Regions from separate parts of the Homo sapiens genome. Here region 1 is linked to region 2. A link is a contact called in ENCODE Hi-C data. All regions are on one chromosome and are shown on one strand. The core of a region is the stretch at or near the end of the contact, and the rest is flanking DNA. Distances in the headings are between cores, read along the strand shown. Region 1 holds the start of SCAF11 (SR-related CTD associated factor 11). Region 2 holds the start of YAF2 (YY1 associated factor 2).

What was found. Hi-C counts contacts between places; a loop is a spot of excess contacts on that map. Pooled maps may share reads with other maps.
Region 1: a map of naive thymus-derived CD4-positive, alpha-beta T cell shows a loop between it and region 2 (8-fold over the local background). The contact joins the promoter of SCAF11 here to the promoter of YAF2 in region 2. A Hi-C loop is called at or near these places in 1 of 168 maps with a recorded cell type or tissue (naive thymus-derived CD4-positive, alpha-beta T cell), 1 of 37 single-sample maps with no recorded cell type and 6 of 50 pooled maps.

The regions. Positions count from the first base shown.
Region 1 is chr12:45,989,203-45,991,902 of GRCh38, reverse strand. SCAF11 (SR-related CTD associated factor 11) reads left to right here and starts at 1,329. Exons shown (of 15, transcript NM_004719.3): 1 at 1,329-1,550. RefSeq lists enhancers at 216-415, 896-965, 976-1,175, 894-1,607, 1,416-1,625 and 1 more and silencers at 1,296-1,345, 1,686-1,785, 2,186-2,255.
Region 2 is chr12:42,236,978-42,239,677 of GRCh38, reverse strand. YAF2 (YY1 associated factor 2) reads left to right here and starts at 1,430. Exons shown (of 4, transcript NM_005748.6): 1 at 1,430-1,523; 2 at 1,954-2,079. The coding sequence starts at 1,498. LOC124902920 (a long non-coding RNA gene) reads right to left here and starts at 1,233. Exons shown (of 2, transcript XR_007063279.1): 1 at 951-1,233; 2 at 400-541. RefSeq lists silencers at 685-824, 1,015-1,254, 1,305-1,684, 1,785-1,854, 1,975-2,304 and an enhancer at 1,638-2,139.

The DNA of each region.
Region 1 (2,700 bases), core at 80-2,579, 3.8 Mb before region 2:
AAAGCGACTGGGACCTGGGTGAGCCGCGCGCGGGGAGCAGAGCTTAGTCCTGCGGGAGCCGCAAGCAGGACAAGGGCGTGGGTGGGAGGACTGGAAGGTCAGCTGGTAGATGGGGGACACTGAGGGCAGGCAGAGCAACCGGAAGCTTGCTGCAGTCGACGAGAAGAGAAACTAGGAGGTTAAATAATCAGTGACTTTGAAAAAGTCAAAATACCTCCGAGGTAAAACAAAACATTTAACAACCCGCCGGGGGAAAAAGTGGAGGATGGCACACACGTCACTATCTAACCACAACGCGGAGGCCTTTTAAGTAAATAATGATAAAGTTTTTGTTGTTGTTTGAGACAGGGTCTCGCTCTGTCGCCCAGGCTGGAGTGCAGTGGAACGATCTCGGCTCACTGCAACCTCCGCCTCCCGGGTTCAAGCGATTCTCCCACCTCATCTTCCCGAGGAGCTGGGACCGCAGGTGCGCGCCACCACGGCCGGTTAATTTTATTTTTTGTAGAAACGAGATCTTAATACGTCGCTCAAGCTGGTCTCGAACTGCTGAGCTCAAGCGATCCGCCAGCCTCGGCCTCCCAAAGCGCTGGGATTACCGGCGTGAGCCACCGCGCACCTGGCCCAAATTTAATTTTGTGATGTGGGGTTAAGACATGGGAAAGCCCCTAGGCTCGGGGAGTCAGGCGGGAAAGCTCTCCCCCTGGCATCTAAAAAAATGCCCACCAGAAAGGAGGAAAGGTGGGCTTCCAAATTGCCGACTCTTCACTCCACAGGCTGCATTTCAGGTGGGCAGCGCAGCCAGGTGAACACTCAATCCACCGCAAACATGCGGACACTCTTTTCAATATCAGATTACCATAAAGATAAGGAGCACACCCTGCGCAAAATCCTTCCTGTCCAGTTCCCTTAAAGCCTCTTTCATTGTCCTCCGCGACGCAGCCTGTAAAACTGCCAAAGGAGGGCAGAGGCCAAAGTCCACGCGCTGCGCATGCGCACCATCCGCAGTGTGGGCGAAGGGCGGTGCTGGAAGGACGTTTCCCAGAAGGCCCCTCCAGCGCAGCTGCCCTTCCTCCCGCTCACAGGCCGCGTGACGTGACTCCACCCACCACGCTTCTCGGTCTCAAACAGCAGTTTGCCAGCGCCCCCCTGCGGCCCAACTGGGTACTACGAACATGCACTCAGGGCCAGAGCGAGCGAGTAAGCAGAATGTGGCGAGTCCGGCTGCCGCCGTCGTCACCTTAGCGCGCCGACAGCGAGGGAAGGGAGGAGGAGGGAGACGCGCAGGGAGGGGAGGGGAGGGAGGAGGCTAGACAAGGCGGGGGAAGGGGGAGTAGCGGTGGCTTAAGCCGCGCGGAGCAGCGCAACCTGGGTCGCTCCCTGCTTCGCCGCCGCCTCCGGACCGAGCCAGCGGAGTCAGTGTCCTAGAGACCCTGTAACACCACAAAGCGGACGAAGGAGTCCATGTTGGGGAACTTGGCAGCGGAGTGACTGGGACCTGGGAACCTACTGTGGGGCCGCGGCCGGACCGAGCGCCTCGACCTCGGTCTGAGGTAAACACTGGTCGACCCGCGGGGTGGATGGGCTTGGGCAGCTGTCTGGGAGAGACGAGGGTTAGCGGCCGGCGCAGAGCGCTGGAGCGGGCCTAGGGCGACGCGAGGGCTGACAAAGTTTCGGAATCTCGCGCGGCCCGTGCGACGTCGTGCGCTGGGAGGAAAGTTGGAGCTACCTCTCGAAGTGGGGGAGGCTGCGGCCGGGAGGGCCCCTTTCCCTCTCGCTGCCCCGCGAGGGAGGCTCGGCCCGGCCCTGGGCCGCCGCCGCCTCTCTGTCGCACTCTGTCCCATTTCCTCCTTGTGGCCTACGCGTCTCCCGCCGCCTTAGCTGGCGAAGCCTGTCCCCGTCCGGGTGCAGGGTCCTACGGGGGGGGGGGAAGGGGCTCCACGCCAGAACCGCCACAGACACCCTCCTCCCTGCAGTGGAAACGTGTCCTGCTGAGCTTCCGGGCGCTCCCGACCGCGGTGTCGGCTTTTCTTGGGAGACTTTGGTCGCGAGCGTCCAAGCCCGCTAGTGAAACCAAACTTTACTACGCCGTGACCTCTCGAGTGCGCGAATGGGGAAGAGCCGGCGCTTCTAAGCATCAGCCTTTTTCACTCCTTGATCTGAACTTCAAACTACTCATCCACCCCCAGTGTTTTAAATTCGCTACCTGGGCTGACAACTACGGGGCCGGGAGATATAAATTTAGCCTAATCAGTCGCCCCTTCTGAGACCTAGGAATTTTGAACCATTAAAAAGATTTCCTACAGATGGCTGGCGGTCTTGCCACCAACACGTATTTTGAAGTATTGTTTCAAAAGTAGACGCCTGATTTAGAGTACTTGATTTAGACATTCACGGATTCAAATGTTGAATTTTGAAATACTTCCAATATATTTCCGTATTGTATTACATACAGTGTCTACCAGCTGACTGTTGTTCATTCATTTTGGATTACATTTTGGCTAACATGCTACCACTGACCTAAGATACTTAAGCAAAACTGCTGAAAAATGTTTTTAATGCTTTGTGTAGTAGATGCTGATGTTAAATTTTTTTCTCCGATTTGGGAATTTTCCCCGAATTTTGGGAAAAGCATATTAATAAATGCATTATTTTTTCGTTTTAAAAGAAAAATTAATTTCTACATATCACCACCTACCTCAG
Region 2 (2,700 bases), core at 181-2,680:
GAATATGAAAACGTTGAGAATTACAGAAATTAAGCAATACTTCCAAGGTCTATCAGCTAAGAAACAGGAGAAGCAGGCTGAGAATCCTGGGCTTCTGACTGTATTATTTCCTATGTAGTTTAGCTATAAAATTATTTTACATGAATTCGGACTTGATGTAAACCTAGAAAGATGGACAGAAACAGCACAGTTAAAGAGGGATATACTTTATGCAGAAGTAACCCATGTGCATGAAGGAAGGGTTCTGGTAAGGGAATGAATTTCATCTGCACTCTTTGTCAGGAGGCAGCTTTCCTTATGGGAGAGGGAGGCAGAGGTAGGGAAAATGTGTGAAGCCTTTGAATGCCAGGCTAAGGAGTGTGGGCAAGTCGTTAGTGGTTCTTTATCAGAGTGGTGGCATAGTATTAACAGCATTTTATTATTAATCTGGTTGTGGATTACTGAATACATTGGGGAGGTAGAAGTGGAGCTTCGGAGACCAGTTAGATGGCTGTTGCTGGAGTCTGGAGTATGAGGACCTTTAGTATGTTGACGTAGAGACCTGGGAAGGTGTTCTTTTGTTAGCAGACAGCGTTGAGGGGACATGCAAACTCCTTATATTTAAAAAGGACTTATGAGTATATAGGGGTTTCTTTCAAAAGCAGCTACTGCAGAGGCCTGAGAGGCCAAAAGGGCGCGTTTGGAATTAAAACAGAGTTAGACTCTTGGCTTTGTCATTTTCTAATTATATAGCCTAGAGGAAGTCACCTAATCTCTCTTGAGTCTTGATTTCAATTCCTCTAAGTTAGGGTTGACAATCCCTACTTGTTAGAGCATCTGTGTGCATAAACCAGACAGTGCTTTAAGGCATGTAGCAATGGCGCTGCGTGTTGGTTCCCGCCTTCCCCCCGGTATACTGCAGGCGGGGGCTGGGTAGCTAAGGACAGCGGAGGCCAGGAAAGTCGTTCTACCTGGAGATCCCGGGCTGGCACTTCTGTCCAGACCTGGACAGGCCTCCGAACGCCGGCCGGCCCTACCTTGGACCAGGCTTCGCACGGGATGACGGAGCATCCCCTGCCAGTCGGTGGGACAGACGTTTTCCTCCTCAGAGGGGCTCTGGAGCGCGAGGCAGTCCCCGGCAGCCGGGGGTACCAAGGGGGCAACGGGGGAACAGCGCGGAGAGGCGGCGCCGGCGCCCGAGGCAGCCGCGGCCACCGCGGCCACCCCCGCACCGCCCGCCGGCTAACTCGCCGCGGGTGCTGGGCCGCGCTGGCCGCGTTTGAAGTCTCCGGCGCGGCTGCTGGTTGGCCGGCGAGGGTCACGTGCGCCCAGGCAGGAGTTTCCCCGACAGCTGGAGGCTGCGTGGGATCCGGCGGCGGCTCCCGAGCGCGGCGGTGCGGCCTTCCCCGCCCCCTCCCTCCCTCCTCCCCCGCCCGCTTCCGCCCGGCTTATTATCCTCCTTATTGACAAACAGAGCGGTCGCGGCGGCGACTCTCGGCGTGCGGTGATAGCCAAGCCATGGGAGACAAGAAGAGCCCCACCAGGTAACAGCGCCCGGGCCCCGGGGCCCGGACTGTGCGGGCGGCAGGGCCCTCGTGCAGGGCTTCGGGTGGCCGCCTCGCTAGCCGCCCGGGCACCGGGGCGAGCACGGGGGCAGCGCCGCTGGTGTGCGAGTGCTGCCGCTTGAGGGGGCCGGCGCCGGCCGCCCCACAATGGAGCCGCGATGGCGGCGGCGACCGGAGCGGCCGCCCGGGTGTCAGAGCGGCTGTGGCGGCGGCGACTGCGGCCGCGCTCGCGCCCTGCCTCTTCCTGACTCCCTTCCCCCTCAGCCGGAGCGCGGCGCGCCGAGGGCCCGCGGGGCGGGGGTCGCAGAATTGGGGCGGGGGGCGGGGCGGGGGCGGCCGCGGGGCCCGGGCACCGGGCGCGGCCTGCTGGTGACCCCGCGCCGCGTCGTGTCCGGGTTGTGTCCTGCAGGCCGAAGCGGCAGCCGAAGCCGTCCTCGGATGAGGGTTACTGGGACTGTAGCGTCTGCACCTTCCGGAACAGCGCCGAGGCCTTCAAGTGCATGATGTGCGATGTGCGGAAGGGCACCTCCACCCGGTGAGTCCCGGGCCTGCCCCTCGCGCCGCCGGCCGGCGGGGTGGCGACCAGAGGACGCCCTTGCGGCTGCCGCCCCCTCCCATGACACTGGCGGACCCGGCGGGAGGAGGCAGACGGAGGTGGCTGTGGCGATAGGAACTGGGTCACATTGATCGCAACCCAGGCGATGGTTTGCGGTGAGGGGTAATTGAAGAGGCTGTAACGTTTTTTGCTGCCAAGAGAGAATAAATTATTTAAGGGAGGCATTAGCTACTGCGATTTAATTCGTATCGCTGGGTGTAATGCCCCTCTCCCCATTCTGGGTATAAAAATGTTGGCTGCATTGTTGTGTTAGTGTGTGGGGATCAAGGAAAACCCATAAAATCTCTTTAGGAGCAAAGGATGTAATTTAATTTCGTTCCTAAAGAAAGAAAAGTATCTGATTGCAGAATACACAATATATTAAAACTTATTTTTCTACATGTACTTCTGGAAGGGTCAGATCAAGGTTTTATTTAGTGTTTTTATTCCAGTACTCTAATATTTTATAAATAAGTAGTTGGAGATGAGCCCAGTCACAGGAACAGATTTTTACTGAAAGTACCTTTATATCTTTAGTTTGATTAAATGGCAGTCTCTTAG